Linked DNA regions of Homo sapiens: region 1 is linked to region 2. Evidence: read pairs that join two places in POLR2A ChIA-PET (ENCODE). Cell type or tissue: A673. All regions are shown on one strand. Links, peaks and the distances in the headings refer to the core of each region. The heading gives the core; the rest is flanking DNA.

Evidence for each region. Peaks named below come from ENCODE experiments on the same cell type or tissue, not always from the same donor. Only the 100,000 strongest peaks of a DNase experiment are listed, where the experiment ranks them.
Region 1: POLR2A ChIA-PET joins it to region 2 with 11 read pairs; 2 of 35 experiments call an interaction of 5 or more read pairs at or near these places.

Annotation. Positions count from the first base shown.
Region 1 is chr6:130,496,155-130,507,498 of GRCh38, forward strand. No RefSeq gene overlaps it. Among named protein-coding and RNA genes, the nearest start is that of TMEM200A, 140 kb to the left of the region's middle. In A673, for the core only: no CTCF peak of the experiment used is centred there; a DNase peak (open chromatin) is centred at 4,807; H3K27ac peaks cover 763 bases.
Region 2 is chr6:130,390,897-130,402,240 of GRCh38, forward strand. The region is part of intron 2 of TMEM200A (transmembrane protein 200A); the gene reads left to right. Among named protein-coding and RNA genes, the nearest start is that of TMEM200A, 31 kb to the left of the region's middle. In A673, for the core only: no CTCF peak of the experiment used is centred there; no DNase peak of the experiment used is centred there.

The DNA.
Region 1 (11,344 bases), core at 1,490-9,489, 100 kb after region 2:
CGCCTGTAATCCCAGAACGTTGGGAGGCTGAGGTGGATTCATTGCTTGAACCCAGGAGTTTGAGATCAGCCTGGACAATGTGGTGAAACCTATCTCTACAAAAAGCATAAAAATTAGCTGGGCATGATGGCACACACCTGTAGTCTCAGCTACGTGGGAGGCTGAGGTTGGAGGATCACTTGAGCCCAGGAGGTCAAGGCTGCAGTGAGCCATGATTGCACCACTGCACTCTAGCCTGGGTGACCGAGCAAGACCTTGTCTCAAAAAAAAAAAAAAAAAAAATCACTCATAATCCCATTCTAATCAATACAAAAATAAAATTAAAATAGTATTTCCTATAGTGCAGGTCTTCTGCCAGGTACCTAAGCCCATGGCTTCACACAGCAAACCTGTTTCCAATCCCTCACTTATATATCTCAACTATAGAAATATAATTTAAATTTATACATATATTTATATATATATATATTTAAAAGATTTACATTTATAAAAATCATCAATTTTAAAATATTTATATGAAACTCTGGCTCCCTTTACTGGCAGAAATGAGACATCTAGACACCACTGCTTGCTTCTGGTACCAGATCTTAGAATACCAGTGGCTTCAGCCCTATGTTCATTTTGGTGTAGTTTTTGTTCATGAAGATGTTTTATCTTATTTTTTTGAGCCTGGACATATATTTTTGGATTTCAATTTTTCTATTTTTTCTGTCACTGCTATCAGTTCGAAGCCTAAGCTAAATGCATAACTCAACTATGTTATCTTGACTGGGAAGCACAACAACAGACATTTCCTTTTCACCTGCGTTTGTATTTAATACCATAAAATAAGGAGATTTCCTTTTTATTCCTATGTATTTCAACTATGCTATCTTGACCAGAAGCACTGGCAACAGTAGGCATTTCCTTTCACCTGCATTTGAATTTATATTTCACCTGCATTTGTATTTAATGCAGGCAAAAAGAAAATGTCGACTGTTGCCCTTCCCAGTAAGATAGCATAGTTGAGTTATGTATTTAGCTCAGGCTAAATGGGAATTGGTGAATGGATCTTACTAAACAGAAGAAAAATACCTACCAAATAAAAGAGAGGACAATCCATCTTATATCATAACTTGCTAAAAATAGTATGTCCAATTTTTAAATTTAATTTTTAATTAACTGTAATATACTTAAAATACTAATACGTAAAATATACTTTCTGATTATAATATAGTTATTATAACTTTCTGTGTAACTGGGTTTTCTAACACTTATGGGTATTACCTAGGGGCACTCCTTTTTAAAATACTAAAATATGTTGTAAAGTATAAAATATCCATGCAATTAATGTGTCATCAAAATTATTTATAACTATCTGCCAAGCTTACAAGATATTTCATTTATCCTACCCACAACTAATACATTACTATTAACTGATGTTGATAAACATTTAGAAAAAATGAAAGCAACAATGAAAAGAAGCCCATCCTTGACGACGGGTAGTTAGGGGCAGCGGCAGAAAGACACTGTACTTATGAACTCCTCACGTATTTCACGCCTGTTCCATATTTTAGAAGGAATTGTGCTGAAACTGTGCAGGAGAAGAATTTGAGAAAATGAACTGCAAATTTTGCAGAATATCTTCTATAAGCACACAAAAACGATAAATGGAGTATTCTGTCACGTTTCTCTCTTCATTTTTAGTTTTCTTATTTGAAGTTACACTCTTAGCTAAGAACGATAACACCCCTAGTCTCTCCTGTTTATACCCTAATATACTGTGTCCTCTGCTACTGTTCATGTAAATGGGCTGCATGGAGAGATCTGGCTCTCTTTCACTTCCCATAAGAAGAGTGGACAGTCAACCCAGATAATTCAGGACAAATGTTCCACTGGGGCCCTGAAGCATCTTGTTTGTTATTCATATTAATCACATTAACTACATAATGGCCAAATCCCATTTTGTCCTGTATGGTATTGAGGCAATCTTAATGTTTTATTATTATTCTATGCAAATTCATTTTTACCTGATTAGTTTGACTGCCACAACACAAGATAAGCATCATTCACTTAAAGAATTGGCAGGGTCAGAAACTGAACCTATTTTTCTAGGATATGGGTTCTACATCTTAGGGATTAATAAAAAAGTAAAACAGATTTGCTAAGAAGCAATCATATTTCCCCTATTGGTTTTATCCCTATGACAAATCAATAAAAACAAGAGAATCAAGACAGATTGTACATATTCCCAGTTTTTAAAAAATACGTCTTCAATTCAGGGTTTCTCAATCATAGCACTATTGGCATTTTAAGCCAGATAATACTTTGTTTTGGTGATTGTAGAATGGCTAGCAGCATCCCTAGCCTCAGATGCCAGTAGCACCCCGTCTCCTCCCAAGTTAGGACAATCAAAAATGCCTCTGGACATTGCCATATATTCTCTGGAAAGAGGGTTAAAATCACCTCCTATAAGAAACATGGCTTGGATTTTGTATTATTTCAGGAGGATATTAGTGTTTTTCACCTTCCAATCCCTTCAATTTACTATTAGAGATGTGACCTAAGACTGTGTCTATGCAGACCCAGCCCCCATAACACTCCGTTTTTTTCTATTCTATACACAGATAATAAATGTTATGAATTTGCAATCTGAGATATTAACCAGCTATTCTGGTCTGTTTAGTCACCCCACCACCAACCATCCTTGGACAACAATGTGAGAGTGCCATTTACCAAGAGACTGAGAGGGGAATCTTCAACACTCAGCAAAGATACCGAAATCTAGGCTCCTTTGACTTCAAAGCTATCCGTGGAGGTTCAAAGACCAAGTTTAGATTGGCACTTAAATCCCCTTAATGACTAAAACTTTATTGCTATTGTATTTGAAATAAGCAAGATAAATTTTGCCATCAGTTTGACATTTACATTTCATGAGACGCTTGATGTATATAAAATCTCAGTGTTGCCAGACTTGCATAGCAATTCATATAAAACTCTATGCTAACTCTTTATAAATTGAGCATAATACAGATAATTTACATGAAATGAATAATTCAAACACATAATGGTTTTCTTGACGCTTTAATAGAAATTGACTTAGTTTCTAAAAGCAGGTTGATTGCTGTGGCTTTCTCATAAACCCAAATGCTACTCTTGTGTATCTATCTATTTTTTAGACTTCTTTTTGAAAATCCTGATATGTGACTTAATTTAATATAATTTGCATATCGATATCCTTAGATTGTCTCTCCAGCTCTTGACTCAGTTCTTTGAGGTATTTTCTAATGTTTATAGGAATAGTCCATAAGCACAGTCTATAAGCAGCCACTCTGTGTGAATAATGAAGTGAACGAGAAACACCAACACTGAAATATAAGTCCAAAGGAATATGCACCTGTTGGATAGTGTTCATACTACAAATATGACAAGATAATTTTATAAGATTCTCTAAAGAAACAGACCTGATAAAAGAATAACCATTTAGTACTCTATGTAAAAAATAGTCATGTCTTTTTTCTTAGGTGCAGATACATAAAAGCATGAGGTTAGAAATCGATGAACTTAAAACAAATGCATGAAGAGTTATACTTATTTATTAATTATGTCTTTTCCATTATTTTTCTGGGATTTGATAAGAAAGACAAGTAAGCAGAGGACAGAGGTAATTCACAAATTAAGAAATATAATTAGAAACAAATTTTGAAACATATACAACCTAGCTGGCAGTCAGGTATATGAAAATTAAACCAAGCTGCCATTTTTGTGACTATTAAATTAGAAAGAATATATTCAGCTTGTAATATCAAACATTGATGACAGTTTCTCCCTAACTTGCATACATTTTTAAGGCATTATTAATTATTTCTTTTGAAAAACAGATTGAGAATTGTTTAGAGAGCAATATATAACACGCATTCCATTTTCAAATGTACACATAATTTAATCTGACAGTTTTACAGTACTAAAATTCATCTTAGAGAATATGTTATGATTTCTGGGTCAGAGGCATGTTTTGTCTTAATCCTTAAAATACAGTAGCAGCTTATTTATCAAGAACCAAACCTAGAAATCTATATTAAGGAAATAAAATCTGAGATACAAGAAAGCTATATAAATAATAATGTAATCACTGTTTATTTAAAAAATTTGAAAAGGCCAGGTTTACTACCATAGGGAAATGTTTAAGTAAATTACACAGAACATCCACCGTATGGAATACAGCTATTAAAATATACTTGGAAATTATATATGTCAAATGCATATGATATATGAAATACAAAATTGTAATTAAAGAATAAAAGAAGAATATTTAGAAGAAAGAGAAATAGAAGTAGCAGTGGTGTTTTTTTTTTTTTTTTTTTTTTTTTTTGAGACGGAATCTCGCACTGTCACCTGGGCTGGAGTGCAATGGCATGATCTTGGCTCACTGCAATCTCCGCCTCCTGGGTTCAAGCAATTCTCCTGCCTCAGCCTCCCAAGTAGCTGGGATTACAGGTGCCCGCTACCACGCCTGGCTAATTTTTTGTATTTTTAGTAGAGGCAGGGTTTCACTAGCCAAACTGGTTTCAAACTCCTGACCTCGTGATCCGCCTGCCTCGGCCTCCTAAAGTGCTAGGATTATAGGCATGAGCCACCGCGCCCAGCCATAGCAGTGCTATTACAGCAAAAATGTATGCCTTCCCAGTCCAGACCACAGATTTGAAGTGCATGCAAAATGAAACACAGGAGGGATTTCAAGTATTCGCCATCTGAAAGACTCAGTCTGGTATTAATAAAAACAGACTGATAGATTTTTACTTGCTTTGCTGAGAATTTCAAGACTGAGGAAGGAACAAGAGGAATGACTCACTCCTCAGCAGGATACAATATAATGCATTAAGTGCTTCACATTTTGCAAAGCAAGCTCCTTCACATTCAATGTTTCATCTCAATTTTGACCAATCTCATTAGTGAAGAACTGTTTCAGGTTATGCAAGTGACAGTGATCTTGGGAGTAGTTGACTATGCCATCTTAGGGGTCATAATAGTTAAGGAAGGGAGTCTGGGTATAAAATCATGTATTTTGCCAGACTTTGTAAAGTAGATTTCAAAAAGCTCAATATAACTAGAAGGTGAGAGAGAAAAAGAGAAGATGGCTCAAGAGGTTTATGGGGCAAGGGTGGGGGTGTCTTCAAAGCTATATTCTGATGATGCAATTATCACAATGAGGAAGAATATGTGAGGGCATTTAAAGAGTCATTGTGGACTGGGCACAGTGGCTCATGCCTGTAATCTCAACACTCTGGGAGGCTGAGGCGGGTGGATCGCTTGAGGTCAGGACTTCGAGATCAGCCTGGCCAACGTGACAAAAACCTGTCTCTACTAAAAATATAAAAATTAGCTGGGCACGGTGGTCGGTGCCTGTAATCCCAGCTACTCAGGAGGCTGAGGCAGAAGAATCACTTGAACCTGGGAGATGGAGGTTGCAGTGAGCTGAGGTTACGCCACTGCACTCCAGCCTGGGCGACAGCATGAGACTCTGTCTCAAAAAAAAAAAAAAAAAAAAAAGTTATTTGACTGCTCACTGTGGCTGATGCATCCAGAATTTTTAAGTATACTGATGAATGGCAAAAGGAGGGACAAAGGCAGGATAAGAGCAAAAGAAGGACAAATGAGAATTACGTTAGTAAGATTCGATCCTAAAATGTGCTGAGGTCTACTCATACTAAGGATTAAAAAGTATTTCAAACCATGGAAAGGAAAGGAGAAGGTCACTTTTTTGGGGTTTTGTGGTATAATTTTAACATATAGCAATCAGTGGCATTTCTCAGCGTTTTCTTTTTCTTTTTTTTCTTAGGTCTTCTCTATCAAGGAGAAAATTTTCAAACTGTAAAAAATAAGATAAACATAGGCAGGAAGGAAGTGGAGCCCAAGATTTAATAAGAAAGTAGTGGAGCACCTGAATACGTTTCTGTATCTGGAGACCATGCCACAGGCCCATAGCCTGGAAGTTTTTAGAAACACAGAATTCCAGGGCCCACCCTAGACTCCTGAATTAGGATCTGCAGTTTAACAAGCTCCCCAGGTAATTCATATTTTAAAAGCAATGGACTCAACAATGGAAGTCTTCAGACTCTGGTGAAATGAAACAACTAATAGCTATAATTCCTTGAATGTTGTCAAATCTTTTAAGAACACAGCAGAGAGGCCTAAAGATGGGCAAATATCCCTACTTACCAAGAAATGTACATTCTAAAAAATGCAGGGTAATGATATTTTATACACTCATAGAAAGGAACATTTGTAGGGATTTAAAATAATATGACCTTTCTGAAAAGTAATTTGGCAATAGATACAATACCAGCAATCCATTTCTAGGAATCTGCATTAAGGAAATAATGTGAATTGAAAAACAAACTAAGAAAATGCTGTAGGTTCAAAGATACTCATTTCACATTGTTTAAAATAATGAAAATTTGGAAGAATCTAAACATTTAGCAATAGAGAAGTTATTAAGTATAGCAGATGCCAATGTGATACTGAAAGAATTTTCTTCTTAATGTACAAAAGCACTTGAATACTTGAATGCACATACTACAATGTCAAGTTAATAAATAAAAGCAGGAATAAAACTTTAAGGACCAAAATAAGAATGATTTTTTCTTTATACTTTATAGTATTTTCTACAAAGAGCACGTCTATCATAATCAAAGAAAAATAAACATTATTTTAACATATATATAACACATGTATAAAAGCCTGAAAATATAGCAAAATATTACCAGTTTTTGTTCACCCTCTATGTAGTGGGATAATCAAGTTTCTACACATTTCTCTATATTTTGCACATATTTATAGTACAAATAATAATAATTAATATTCATATTTATAATCAGAAAATATCTTTTTTCAAAGGGAAGCCATAATATTTTGCATAAATTACCCCCAATACTTAACAACTGTGTAAGAATTTTGAGATTGGCATTTGAGGGAACTCATTACTTAGAAAGTGCTTTCATTTTGGCACAGTCTCTGGCTCAATAAATACTTACACAGCAATGAATATTTAATTAAGGCTATTATAATCACAGAAGTGCATAAAGCAAAGGAATTTTTAGAGAATTAAAAGAACTTGTCCAAAAAATATTGATAAATGGACTCATGTCAAACTGAAAGGAGGTTTCTGATGTTATGCCAGGTGGTTTTGCCTTGTGAAGTGTTTTACTTGGATGATGACAGAGGCATGTTTAGCTCATATGACTGTGATGCAACCCTAGGAAAGCTAGCAAGAGGCTCTGTGACAGAATCAAAATTAAACATCTCAAATCAATTGAATATGATAAATACAATGGAAAAGATTTAAATAGTAAAATAAAATAGATGGTTTAAAACATTTATAACTACAAATTATCCTTGTTTGCAGATGATATGATGTTATATTTGGAAAACCCTAAAGACTCCACCAAAAATCTATAAGAACCAAAAAACAAATTCAGTGAAGTTGCAGGATACAAAATCAACATACAGAAATCTAGCATTTCTATATGCCAAGAGTGAAAAATCTGAAAAAGAAATTGAGAAAATAATCCCATTTATAATAGCCACAAATACAGTTAAATACTTAGGAATTAACCAAAGAAGTAAAAGATCTCTACAATGAAAACTGTAAAACACTGATGAAAGACTTTGAGGAGGACACCAAAAAAACAGAAAGATATTTCATGTTTATGGATTGGAAGAATCAATATTGTTAAAATGTCCAACTACCCAAAGCAATCTATAGATTCAGTACAATCTCTATCAAAATAGCAATGATATTCTCCACAAAAATAGAAAAAAATCCTAAAATTTATATGAAATCTCAAAAGACCCAGAATAGCCAAAATTTTTCTGAGCAGAAGAACAAAACTGGAGGAATCATATTACTTGACTTCAAAGTATACTACAGAGCTGTAGTAACCAAAATAGCATGGGACTGACATAAAAACAGACACACTGACCAATGCAACAGAATAGAGAACCCAGAAACAAATCCACACACCTACCGAACTCATTTTTGACAAGGATGTCCAGGACTGAGGAAAAGAAACTCTCTTCAGTAAACGATGCTGGGAAAACTGGATATCCATATGCAGAAGAATGAAACTAGACTCCTGTCTCTTGCCATATACAAAAATCAAATCAAAATGGGTAAAGACTTAAATCTAAGACTTCAAACTATGAAACTACTTCAAGAACACATTGGGGAAATGCTCCAGGACATTGAACTGGGCAAAGATTTATTGAGTAATACCCCACAGGCAAAGGCAACCAAAGCAAATATGGACAAATGGGATCATATCAAGTTAAAAAGCTTCAGCACAGCAAAGGAAACAATCAACAAAGAGACAACCCACAGAAGGGGAGAAAATATTTGCAAACTACCTGTCTGACAAGGGATTAATAACCAGAATATATATATATAAGAAGCTCAAACAACTCTATAGGAAAAAAATCTAACAATCTGATTTTTTTTTTTTTTTTTTTGAGACGGAGTCTCGCTCTGTCGCCCCGGCTGGAGTGCAGTGGCGGGATCTCGGCTCACTGCAAGCTCCGCCTCCCGGGTTCACGCCATTCTCCTGCCTCAGCCTCCCAAGTAGCTGGGACTACAGGCGTCCGCCACTACGCCCGGCTAATTTTTTGTATTTTTAGTAGAGACGGGGTTTCACCGTTTTAGCCGGCATGGTCTCGATCTCCTGACCTCGTGATCCGCCCGCCTCGGCCTCCCAAAGTGCTGGGATTACAGGCGTGAGCCACCGCGCCCGGCCCAATCTGATTTTTTAAATGGGCAAAAGATCCAAATAGATATTTCTTAAAAGAAGATATACAAATGGCAGACAGACATATGAAAATGTGCTCAACATCACTGATCATCAGAGAAATGGAAATCAAAACTACAATGAGATATCACCTCACCCCAGTTAAAATGGCTTTTATCCAAAAGATAGGCAATAACAAATTCTGGCGACGACGTGGAGGAAAGGGAACCCTTGTTAGTGGGTTGTAGTGGTGTGAATGTACAATCACTATGGAGAACAGCAGGGAGGTTCCTCAAAAAACTAAAAATAGAGCTACCATATGATCCAGCAATCCCACTGTGAGGTACATAACCAAAATAAAAGAAATTAGAATAAATTGAAGAGATACCTGCACTCTCATGTTTGTTGCAGCACTGTTCACAATAGGCAAGATTTGGAAACAACCTAAGTGTCCATCAACAGACAAACGGATAAAGAAAATGTGGTATATATACACAGTGGTGGAGTAATATTCAGCCATAAAAAAATGAGATCCTTTCATTTACAACATGGATGGAACAGCAGGTCATTATGTTAAGTGAAATAAGCCAGGCACAGAAAGACAAACTTCTCATGTTCTCACTTATCTGTGGGAGCTAAAAATTAAAACAATTGAACTCATGAGATAGAGAGTAGACGGATGGTTACCAGAGTCTGTGAAGGGTAGTAGGGAGGAGGGCTGGGGTGGGGGGTAGGTGGGAGTAGAGATGGTTAATTTTTCTAACCAAAGGTATAAAGAATGAATAAGATCTAGTATTTGATAGCACAACAGGGTGACTATAGTCAATAATAATTTAATTGTACATTTTAAAATAACTAAAAGAGTACAATTGGATTGTTTGTAATACAAAGAATAAATGCTTGTAGTGATTGATACCCCATTAAAATAAAGATAAAAAATAAAAATTTATAACATTCACAAAGAGAACATCAATATATTTATCTATTTAGAACTAAACAACTTCAATGTCAAAAACTATCACAAACCAAAAAGGCAAAAACAAGTGTGTGGGAGGAGTGAGAATGTGCTACAAAATGACGTGGGCTAATATCATTATTATACAAGGAGTTCCAAGATAAACACTAAGATCCCAACTAGAAAATAACCCAAGGATACAAACAGGCAATTTACATAAGGAAGAATGACTAAGAAAAACATTCAAACCCACTAAAAATTTTTAAAAATGCAAACGAAAATTGATAACCATGATTTTTCCACACTGATAAAAAAAAGGCAAGTATAAAAATGTGGTCAGTTCTTCATTTGGGGAAAGGTAGGGTCAGGCAAGCTACCGATGACAGCATAAATGCCTCGTGAAATTTGGCCATGAAAATTGATGGGGGTCCAATCTTTCTGAGAAAGTATCATACTTAAAAATGATCACCATTTTTGGCCCAGTAATTCACTTACAGGAATTTTTCCTAAGGAAATAAGCAGAGATCCAAGAAATACACAAAGATGTTAGCACTGCAACATCTTTGTGCAACATCTTTGCAGGTGGCTGTCTGCAAACCAGGAAGTTTCCTCATGGAATCAGATTGGCCAGCTCCTTGATTTTAGATGTTTAGCTTCCAGAATTATGAGAAATAAATGTCTGTTGTTTAAGCCACCTAACTGGTGGTATTTTGTTACAGTGGTGCAAACCAAGATGGGGGCGGGGGGGTGCGGGGAGAAATAGAGACAGAGAGACAGAGAGAGACAGAGACAGAGATGGAGGGAAGCAGGTTTTCCTGAATTATGGGGTTTTATTTTTTCAGAAATTTCTATATTTTTACAATGAGAATATCTTCAACAGATATTTTCAACAATGAGAAAAAACAGGCTAGTCAAACACAGATAATAATAAAAATGGCAACTAATATTTATTTAGCATTTACTATGTTCTAGAGATTGTGTTGCCTTTGGTGAATTTCATTTTACCTTCACAACTATCTCAAGTAGTTACTATTATAATCCCCATTTTACAGTCTCCTAACCACTCTGAAAACAAAAACAAAGACAAAAACAAAAAAAAACCTTTTTTTACATTTTAATCTAGGTTTTCTATTTTTTTTTTTAATTTTACTTTAAGTTCTGGGATACATCTGCAGAACATGCAGGTTTGTTACATAGGTATACATGTGCCATGGTGATTTGCTGTACCTATCAACCCATCATCTAGGTTTTAAGCCCTGCATGCATTAGGTATTTGTCCTAATGGTCTCCCTCCCCTTGCCTCCCATCCCCTGACAGGCCCCGGTGTGTGATGTTCCCCTCCCTGTGTCCATGTGTTCTCGTTGTTCAACTCCCACTTATGAGTGAGAACATGTGGTATTTGTTTTTCTGTTCCTGTGTTAGTTTGCTGAGCATGATGGCTTCCAGCTTCATCAAAAAACAAAACTGACTCTTGAAATACCTGCTTTATTGCTAAGACTTGGAATAATACTTAATAACAGTATGTTGAATGAATATGTCTTAATCAACCGTATTGAATTCAGTAAAGTTACATACCACACCCTTGGCTTAGGTAAAGAAAAAAACAACAAAGACAGAGCAAGGAAGACCC
Region 2 (11,344 bases), core at 1,843-9,842:
TTGGACTGAATAACTTTTATGCATTGTAGGGTGTTTAGCTCCATCTGTAACCTCTACCTACTGTGTGCTAGTAGTGCTCTACCCCAAGTTGTAGCAAAAAATTGTCTCCAGACATTGCCTAGTGTCCTCTGCGGGACAAAAATGCCTCGGAATGAGCACCACTGCATACATACAGCAGTCACTGCTTTGTGATGTAAATATCAGTTTACCTGTGCCCCTTCTCACCAGACTGCCAGCCCCTAGAGGGTAGTGTGATGTCTTTCTCTGGTGCCACAGCTCGGACACCCATAGAAGTGCAATAAATGTGGAAAGAGAAAAAGGTTTAAGAAATACTTAAAGAAGTTATCAGTTATAATACCTATGTTGATTCATTATATGCAGTGGATTTTTATTTTGTTCTGGACCAAAAAGACAAGGACTCACCATAACCTCAGGTTTCTTTCCTGAAACCATTAATGCCACCACCTTCTCAGATCTTTCTCTTGCCTATGCCCCATCATTGATATAATTAGACAATGTGTTCACTCAAAGAAGAGGGAAATCTGGGATAGGATACCTGAGATGTTAGGCTTTAAGGACCAGGCAGAAATTAAAGGCATCTTTCTCTCTCTCTCCCGCTCTCTCTTAAACTCTGTAGCAATTCCCATACCCAGGCTCCAACAAATAACCGGAATATCCCCAAATATATTATCTCTAGCTTAGAACCTACCTGTTAGCTCATAGTATTACTAGAGGTCTCCTCTTGTATATTTCACAAGGTCCAGAAACAGAGACCCAGTATGCATAAAACTAAACTCACCATCTTATTTCACTTCTTTTAAACCTTCAAGATTCCTTTTTTTTTTTTTTTTTTTTTTTTTTTTTGAGACAGAGTCTCGCTCTGTCGCCCAGGCTAGAGTGCAGTGGCACGATCTCGGCTCACTGCAAGCTCCACCTCCTGGGTTAACACCATTCTCCTGCCTCAGCCTCCCGAGTAGCTGGGATAACGGGTGCCCGCCACCATGCCCGGCTAATTTTTTGTATTTTTTAGTAGAGACAAAGTTTCACCGCGTTAGCCAGGATGGTCTCGATCTCCTGACCTCGTGATCCTCCTGCCTTGGCCTCCCAAAGTGCTGGGATTACAGGCGTGAGCCACCACACACGGCCAAGATTCTTTATCCCAGGGAATGGTGTAGGGGTTCTGGAGTGAGAATCTTGCTTTGCTATTTAATAACCCAGTGACCTTGTACAGATTACCTACCCTCTATCTCATTTTCCTTATCTGTCAAATTGATACTGATCTTCCAGTGTTATTGTGAAGATCAAATTAGGTGATGCATGTAAGTTACTTAATGAGGTAATGCATATAAATCACCTAGAAAACAATGCATAGCCTGTTGAATAAAAGTAGATGTTATTATCTCAAAACAAGCTTCAACCAAATACTTGAGAGCTGTTTCTTACTTTTGCCCTCACTATTTCCCTGTTCCCACCCATCAAGTTTCTACATTTTCTTTATCCTGCCTCCCATTTCAGTGCAGTATGCACAGTTCATTCTTGCCCATTTCATTTCCAGTGCAATAGCTTCAGTGCAGGCCTTGATCCTTTTTTACCCAAATCATTACAGCAGTAGCCTTTTAAGCCTTTCCGCCTCCGGTTTCACTGTCAGCCTATCTGTCCATTTTCTTGATGCCTGTACAGAGATATATTTTTTAGTGTCTCCCATCGCCTAGTAACTCAAATCCCAACATGCTTCTATGCCTTTGTGTTAGCTGTTCCCTCCTCTTTTTCTTCTCTTTTCTTTGTTGAGCTAACATGTACTCATTTTTAAGATACAGCTCAAGCATTTCTTCATCTTACAAGCAACACCTAACCACCCTTCCCTGAGATCACTGCTATACTTTGTGCCTGTCTTCTTACCACAATAGCACTTTGTGCACATGTACTTTCTAGCACTTACGATGCATAACTTGTGTTTCTTGATTTATTTCCCCCACTAAATTGTGAGTTTTTGACATCTCATTCATTTTGATTCCTCATTTATTTTGGTTTTTACAGTGAGTAGCACATTTCTTGACATGTAGTAGGTGTTTAATAACTATTTGTAGTTCAATACAGCTAGGATTCCATAAGATTGAATCAGACAGTATAGACTTACAAAATCATGGGAGCAAAACTGTTTAAGAATTCATTGATGGAATTAACCAGCCAAATTGTGAATGAAGAAACCATGCAGGCATCTCTGTTGGATAGAAGCGAGAGATCAGTAGATACCCAAAGAGAAGCTAAAAGCTGGGATCTTATCAGAGGTCCTAGCTGAGTAAGTTAATCGGCAGTAGGTAGTAGAGAGAGGAAGACCAAGGGATCTGGGTATTAAGTCATGCTGTCTTCTTTAATTGTCCCTAATTTTAAGGAATTTGATCTTGTAAGGGAGAAATACCAGAAGAGAAAAAAAATTAATTCTGACAATAGAGTGCTATTTAAAAATATATACCTAGTGTTATGGCAATAGAAAATGAAGTAATTTTTCAACAAATGTTGTCACATCATTGCCTGTGGGCCAGAAATGACCAGTTAAAATATCAGAGGTGGGTGTGCAATGGGCAGACGTGTTACATCAGTTTTAAGTCCTCCAGTGTCAACACGGCTTCACATGCGAGCCTGAGCAAAGATCATGTTCATGGGGTCCGAATGGGTTGGGATCACGTTGCTTCAGCCGCCAATGGTGATAGTGTTTTGTCATTTTCTGTGTAAGCATAATTTGTAAATTAGTTTGCTGCTAAAAACAATAGTCTGAAGAGTCCTTTTTTCAAGATTATTTTCCAGGCCCATCATGTAAAACGGGAAATGGTGTACAGTTTTCTCAGCACTGTAGAGATGACCAAAACACCATTTAGTAACATCACTAACCATTTTATGCCATGATGTCTGAAAAGAAGAAATCCTGATCCAGGAAACAATTGCTGCATTGTCCAAATACATCATCTTTAAAATTACATTTGAAACATCTCTAACCATGGTTTATTTATTGGAATCTCATCCCACCCTTTGAGTAAAGAGTTTTCTTCCTGTCTTGATCCTACAGATTGAATATCACATATGCCTCTTTGATTGGAATGATGAATGAGTTTCTGTTCCCATTATTTTACACTGCTGTTGAGTTGAAATAGCAACAAATCACATCCCTAGTTGTATTTAGTGATTCAATATACTGTACTTGGGATTTCATTGTTAGGGTTTGAAGTCAGTATTTGTCCATTTCTCCAAACCTTATACCAACATCAGATTTGGATCTTGATTGTTCTATATTGAGGGAGCCAACATCCTTCTCCTGAACCCAGCCTAGAGTCTGTAAGCCTGAGACTGCTTAAAGAGAAATGCTGAACTGCTATGCAAAAAAGAACCTTTATCAAGGCTTGATGTGATTTTTGCTGTTTCACAACTGTCATATTGAAATTCCCTTTCGCACCCACAGAAGGGAATACTTACCTCTGCCAGCAGGTTTCTGTTGGGAGCTGGAATGCATCCCCGTAAATACTCAGAGTGGCAGGGGTGGCAGAGCTTTCTTCTCTCCCCACGCTGCTTCTGCTTTTGGCAGAGGCTCGAATATTGGCAGGGGCACCCGCCTCTGCACAGTCTGCTCTGGGGAGGTGGGGGATTCCTCTTACTTCCAATTACCAGTTTCTTTATATGTGGGAGGACATTTTTTGGCAAAGATTATCCTCTTCTCTTCATGTCTGGCTGACAGAACCCTTGCTAATTTATTTTTTGGCATCCCTTATGCATTTGTTAAGATGTCAAAAGGTACATACAAAGCACTGAATTGAAGACTGCGTTTACATTCTGGAGCTTCCAGTAGGCATGCATGAGATGTTAGAAGCTATCTCTCTGGAATAGAAGGTATGGTGCAGGGTAAACAGAGGATAGTGGGCATGGTTTACTTGCCTTCTTGCAAAAGCCTTAAGGCCCTTTAGTGAACAGTGAATCACAGAATCCTAAACTTGTACGAGGGTAAGGATATGAAAGTTCATGTGATTATTGCCCATTTCTCCTGGAAATTGAGGCCAGGAACAGTTACATGGCTTGCTCAAGTCCAGCCAGCTGACCAATCAGGAGCCTCCTGATAGAGCCTCCATCGGTATCCTAGTCTTCTTTCTTTGTCCTGTGTAATTTTCACTGTATTGCAATGTTTTGAAAGTAGTAGACACTCAGGAAATATGTATTAGGTCTACTCAATACCTATCTTCATAGCTCCTTCCTGCATATAGGATGGGAAAATTTCCACTCCCCATTTCCCTCAGAAACACGCACACAGAAGATTCTGACAAGCTATCCAGCCATACTGGTTGGATTGCTTATAATTCTTCTAGCTAGATTGAGTTGCCTAGAAAAGAGGTCATTTCAGTAGTTTTTCCCTTTCCCAAGTGGGATGGAACCCTTAGTTGAAGAGCCCGTGTCAAAATCAATCTGTAATTTTGGAGGCTGTGGAAAAGCAGCTCCAATCGCCTGCCCTGGACAGTCTGTTCTATTAAACTTTCTGAAACATTAATAGCAGATTTGTGAAGTCATGCTAAGAAAGAACAGATCTCAAAAATGGTCTCTTCAGAGGGAATGATTATTCGAAACAACTAATTTGAGGTAAAGTAGCCCTGAAAATGTTTCGGGTATGGTTGAGAATCTTAAGTAGTCAGCTAAGTAATTTTTTTAAAAAAGCTTTCATTAAACCTGATATTAGGAAGTGATTTAAACAAATAAATTGTTAAAGAACGAAATTTCTGTTCATAACAATTGCTTTTAGATCACAGGTCAGATGGAGAAGGTTTTATTTGTTAATGACAGAACAGGATCATCCCACACACTTTCTTGAGGGGATTGCGTTATGTATCCAAGAAGATAATTCAAGGTGGATCAAAGTCGTTGAATTTAAAGCAAGTGTTACGCTTAACAGCAGTTTAAAATACTGAACTAATAGTACTGTGGTCATGTAAGACAATCATTTTGTGATGGCAGTTCTAAAGAGGGCTTGGCTATCCAGTTGGTCATAGTGCCTTTAGTGGCTAAAACTTAACATTTAAACAGCTCCATCTTTCTCTCTGGAGTAAATATGAAAATAGTGAAAAGGGATACTTGATGTTGGAATCATTTTCAAAGAACAGTCTTAGACATACTTTAGTTATAAACTGTATGCAAAGCCAGTATGGTTTAATTATTTTTTCTTTTTGCCTAAAAATATCAACTAAAGCTTTTACAAATTTCTCTACTCTCAGATTTTTTATCTATTACGTTAGTATTTCTAATGCTTATGAACATGGGGCCAGCAGTTGTTGCCTGTAATGGGTGCTCTGAAAATGCTAGTGATGATAGAGGTTTAGAAAAACTTAAGAAAAACCTTCTGCACTAGTTTTTTATTTATGTATTTTTGTTTGTTTATATTTTTATTGGAGCCTCAAAAAATGACTCAGAACTTATTTTGGATTCTGACCAGTCTGTTTTTTTTTTTTTTTTAAACTAAGAATATTTTCAATTGGTGAGATAAAGGTTGTAAAGAATAAAATATCTCAGGAGGAAAGGAGGGAATTTGTTCTTCTTGTCATTAGCTTGGTTTTAGGAAGATAATACTTTTCTTTCTAAAAAATCAGATATTTTGGAAAAAATATAAAGAAGTAAATAAATGTTGGCAGTAATCTATCCATATTTTGAGCATAGCCTTTAAAAAATATCAAAACCATATACATTATATATACACACATATTGTATATATATGCACACACATTTATACTTTGTATATTTTTAAAAAGTGAAATCACTCATACTTTTTAATATGCTAAGGTTTTATATTTAATAGTGAAATATTTCAGGTATACAAAAATATACAGAGGAGAGAAGGCACCTACCCATCATCCAGGTGAAATTTAACATTTTGTCATTAGAAAATACTGTAAAAATACTTTTTAAGAAATAAAATGAGAGTCCAGAAGGTACTGTTGGAGGCTTCTTCCCCCGGCATTCCATGTTTCACCCTCCTCAGAACCAGTAGGATGTTGTGCAGCCTTCACCTCTGCTTCATACTTTTACTTTCTGTTTGTACTTACAATTATTTATAGCATTGTCTTATGTACGTTTAAGTTTACTTAAATGATTTCCTAGTTCACATGCTCTTTGCACATTTTGTCATTAAATATATTTTTTGAATTTAATCAGATTAATACTTGTAGCTCTAGCTGATTATTTAAACTGCTGTGTAGATTACATGGTTATATCATCCATCCCTTATTGATGGGCAACTATTAATAATTCATTTTCAGTTTTTCCTTATTACAAACAATATTGCAGAGGACCTCATATCTCCTTACACATGTAAGATTTCCTAAGATTTATATTTTCAAGTAAAATCATAGATTAAGGGCAGCTTTAAACTTAACTAATAATTGCAAATATGAAATTTAAAGTGATTGTACCAATTTGTATCTCCATTAACAAGGATCAGTTTTTTTTGTAACTTAGTCCATTTTTGCTTTCTATATTTTAAACTCATGTTGTTGGATAAACAGATTTAAGATTACTTTATTTTAATGGCAAATTGTTCATTTTGCCATGATGTAAAAATCCTTTTCATCCTTAATAATGTTTTTCCCCCTCTTTGGAGTCTATTTTATATGTTAATGTTGTTATACAAGCTTTCTTTTGGCTAGTATTTGCCTTTTTCCATTCTTTTACTTTGTGTCATTTATGTTTTAAATTTGTGGTTTTTTTTGAAATCCAATCTGAAAATTTCTGGCTTTTATCTGGTAAATTTAGTATGTGTGGTTTTATTATGATTACTGAGGCATTTGGATTTATTTCCACCATCCTATTTTGTTTGTCTTTTCACCAGGCTTTTTATATGTTTATTTATTGCATTGATTACCCTTTCATAGGTTTTCATTTTTTTCCTTCTGTTGCTTTGGAAGGTATACATTTTTATAATAATCATATCCTTTGCAATAATAATAATTTCATAATAATAATTATTTTAAAATATAGTAATATTTTTATTTTAGTGGGTAGCTCTAGATTTTTACATGAATTATTTTTCTTTATAAACGTTTCTTTTTTCTCTCTCAACTTTTATTTTAGGTTCGGGGGTACATTTGTAGGTTTGTTACATGGGTAAATTCCATGTTGCTAAGGTTTGGTGTACAAATGATTCTATCACCCAGGTAGTGATATAGTACCTGATAGGTAGTTTTCCAACCCGTGTTTCCCTCCCACCCTTCTCCATCAAGTAGTCCCCGGTGCCTGTTGTTCCCATATTTGTGTCCATGTGTATTCAATGTTTAGCTCCTGCTTAGAAGTAGGAACATGTGGTTGGTTTTCGATTCCTGTGTAGTTCTCTCAGGTTAATGGCCTCCAGCTGCATCCATGTTATTGCAAAGGACATTATTTAATTTTTGTATGGCTGCATAGTATTCCACAGTGTATATGTACCACATTTTCTTTATCCAGTCTACCACTGATGGGCAACTAGGTTGATTCCATGTCTTTGCTATTGTGAATAGTGCTGTAATGAACATACCAGTGCATGTGGGTTTTTTTTTTGATACAATGATTTCTTTTCCTTTGGGTATACACTCAGTAGAATATACTCAGTATACTCAGATTGCTGGGTTGAATGGTAGTTCTAAGTTATTTGAGGAATCTCCACGCTGCTTTCCACAGTGGCTGAACTAATTTACACTACCACCAGTAGTGTATAACTGTTCCCTTTATTCCACAACCTCACCAACATCTGTTGTTTTAAGACTTTTTAGTAATGGCCATTCTGACTGGTGTGAGATGGTATCTCATTGTGGTTTTGATTCGAATTTCTGTAATGATTAGTGATGATGAGCATTTTTTCATGTATATATTTGTTGACTTCATGTGTGTCTTCTTCTGAGAACTGTCACCATCTAATGATATTATAATATTTTTATAGTAAATTCTTATTGCTATTTAGTGATTAGTTTACCATTTTCTTAGTTCCCAATTGCCTCTCATATCTCATTTTTTTCATTGTCCAATTTCCTTCTACTAAAGTCTATCCTTTAGTAGTTATTTCATAGTAGTTATTTCATTGATGATCCATGAGTGTAAACACAATCTTAGTTTGTCTGAAAATATATTTATTTTTTTCTCCGACTTCAATGATAGTTTAGCTAGTTATGCAGGTATTGTTAATGGTTCCTTTTTCTCAACACCCTGAAGTTCCCACTCCCTTTAACTTCTGACTCTACAATTTCTTATAGAAAGTCTATACTTACTCACATTATTGTTCCTTTGTATTTAACCTTTTTTTGGTTGTTTTCAAGATTTTCTGTTTTTCTTGTGTAATGTTTTACTTCATTGTAAGTAAGTATGCATTTAAAAAAATTCTTCAGAACTTAGTATATTTCTTCAACCTGCTAATTCATGTTTTCCATCAGCTGTGGAAGTTTTCAACCACTATGTCTTTGAATTGCCTGTTTCCCATCCTTTCTACTGATTCCTTCAGGAATTCTTAATAGACCAATTTGGACTTTTTGATTTTAGCTACTGTGTTTTCTAATTCTTTATTCATGGCGTTTTCCTCAGAAGCATCTTTGTACACCACTTTTATCCCTAGCAGTGACTCATCTGTAGCTCAATCCAGCCATTGAGCTTTTAATTTATTATTATATTTTTATTCGACAAATTTTGTTTAAAAACACCATTTCTTTTTTCATAGTATACTATTTTCTACTTATGTTTTCTATTTTTATTTCTTCTTTTATTTATTCCCTATTTATATTCAAATTTATTTATTATTATTATTATTTATTTTTCCATAAGTTATTGGTGTACAGGTGGTATTTGATTACATAAGTAAGTTCTTTATAGTGGTGATTTGTGAGATTTTGGTGCACCCACCACCCAAGCAATATACACTGCACCATATTTGTAGTGTTTTGTCCCTCGCCCCCCTCCTACTCTTCCCCTTAAGTCCCCAGAGTCCATTGTATCATTCTTATGCCTTTGCATCTTCATAGCTTAGCTCCCACATATCAGTGAGAACATACAATGTTTGGTTTTGCATTCCTGAGTTACATCACTTAGAATAATAGTTTCCAATCTCATCCAGGTCATCGCAAATGCTGTTAATGCATTCCTTTTTATGGCTGCATAGTATTCCATCATATATATATACATACACACACATATATATGTATATGTACAGATATACATATATATATATACACACACACACACACCACAGTTTCTTTATCCACTCGTTGATTGATGGGCATTTGGGTTGGTTCCACGATTTTGCAGTTGTGAATTGTGCTGCTGTAAACATGCATGTGCAAGTATATTTTTCGAATAATGACTTCTTTTCCTCTGGGTAGATACCCACTAGTGGGATTGCTGGATCAAATGATAGTTCTACTTTTAGTTCTTGAAGGAATCCCTACACTGCTTTCCATAGTGGCTGTACTAGTTTACATTCCCACCAGCAGTGTAGAATTGTTCCCTGTTCACCACATCCACAGCTCTCTTTTTAGTCACTTTCCTATTTTTTTAATTATCTCCAGTTCTTGGGGTTATGAGTCCTACTGTTTGGAGAATCTCCTGACTCTGTCATAGTGACAGTTTAGCTCCTATGATTTTTTTTTTTTTTAATTGTGAGCTTATCTTTAACTGGCACTGTTTTCATATGTAAGCCCTGAGTTACAGTTGTTTCAATGGACATGTTTATTTCTGCTGGGTTTTGAGGGGTTTCATTAGTCCAAGATTAGTTTTCTTCACTATAATTTTGTGACCTAAGGTTTTTGTACTTCATGGAGAGTTTAACTTGGGTTCTGCCTAGCCACACACTTGGAGCTTTAGGCAAAGATAAGCTTCCTTATTGTTTCACTGAGCCAGTGACTGAAGTTTTCTTGCCTCTTTTTGACATAATTGACTGTCCGGGGCACAGACTCTATTCTAGGGTTCCAAGTCCAACCCCCTGCTTTGTGTTCCTTTTCATCACACCACCTGAACCCACACAGTTGTTACAGAAGCAGACAAACAAATAAATAAACAAAATTTAGTCATTAAGTGATGGACCTTACATCTAGGTCTGAAATTTCCATGAGATGCCTTGACATCAGCTGAAATTTTTCATTCTGACTTTGGGTACCTCTTCATTTCTGGAAATAAATGGGGAGTGGGGATGTCTCTTTTCTTCATCAGAGCTCAGCTATGCATTAACCTTTTTTGTTTTTATAGTTTATTCAGCAATTCTGTGTCTTTCTAGCAAGGAGGTCCATCTTACCTCAGAGTGCCACCTCACTGTATTCAGGTGTCATGTTGATTAATATCTTGCCTTTTCACTTCTTATATGGAAGGCATCTTTTCACAGCAGTAAATTATTATTTTTATTAGCCTCATAGTATTCCATTGTTCAGCTAGACCATAAATTATTAGACTAATCCCTATTACAGATAATTTAGATCCCTTCCTTTCTTCCTTCCTCCCTCCCCCTGCTTGCTTGCTTGCTTCTTTCTTTCTTTTTCTTTCTTTCTCTTTCTTTCTTTCTCTCTTTCCTTCCTTCCTTCCTTCCTTCCTTCTTTCTTTTTCTTGCTTTCTTTTTCTCTCTCTTCCTTTCTCTCTTTCTTTTTTCTTTACTTTTTTGTCTTTTCTTTTGTCTTTTTCACTGTATTAAACAGTGCTGCAACCAGGTATCCTTGTACATATATTTTTGTATACCTGTCAAATAATTTTGTATATTTAATGCCTTCATTGGGTCTATGGTTATATGCATTTTTAAAAATTAAGTATTGCAAGATTGTTTTCCTGAAGGTTTGTACCCATTGTACTTCCACTTCACACTTTTTCCATACTTTGCCATTAGTAGGTCTTTTCAGTTGTTTTAAATGTGTAAATTTGATAGGTAAAAACAGTGGTCTCTCACTTATTTACTTAGTATTTCTTCTTTAATGTTTGTGTGTGTGTGTTTGTGAGCTTTTTTCAGTTTTTCTCTTTTGTAAATTGCCTGTTTATGTCCTATTTTTCCATTTTTCTTAAACCATTGATTTCTAAGAACTCTTTATATGGTAGGGACAGTGTACCTTTGTCTGACATGCAGTTTCTTTCTGTTTGCTGTTTGTGCCCTAATGTTGACTATCGTGGCTTTGCCTTACAGGAGTTTAAAATTTTGTATCTTCATAGCTGCCTTTCTTAAAAAAAAAAAACCTTAAGGCTTTTGGTTTTATTACTATGACTACAAAACTCAAAAGAATGAATTTCTGAATTGCTTTTATGGGAGAAATATCACAATTTGCCATAAGAATAGTTCATATAATAAACAAACAGAGTATTATGGAAAAAAGACATAAAAATGATGAAA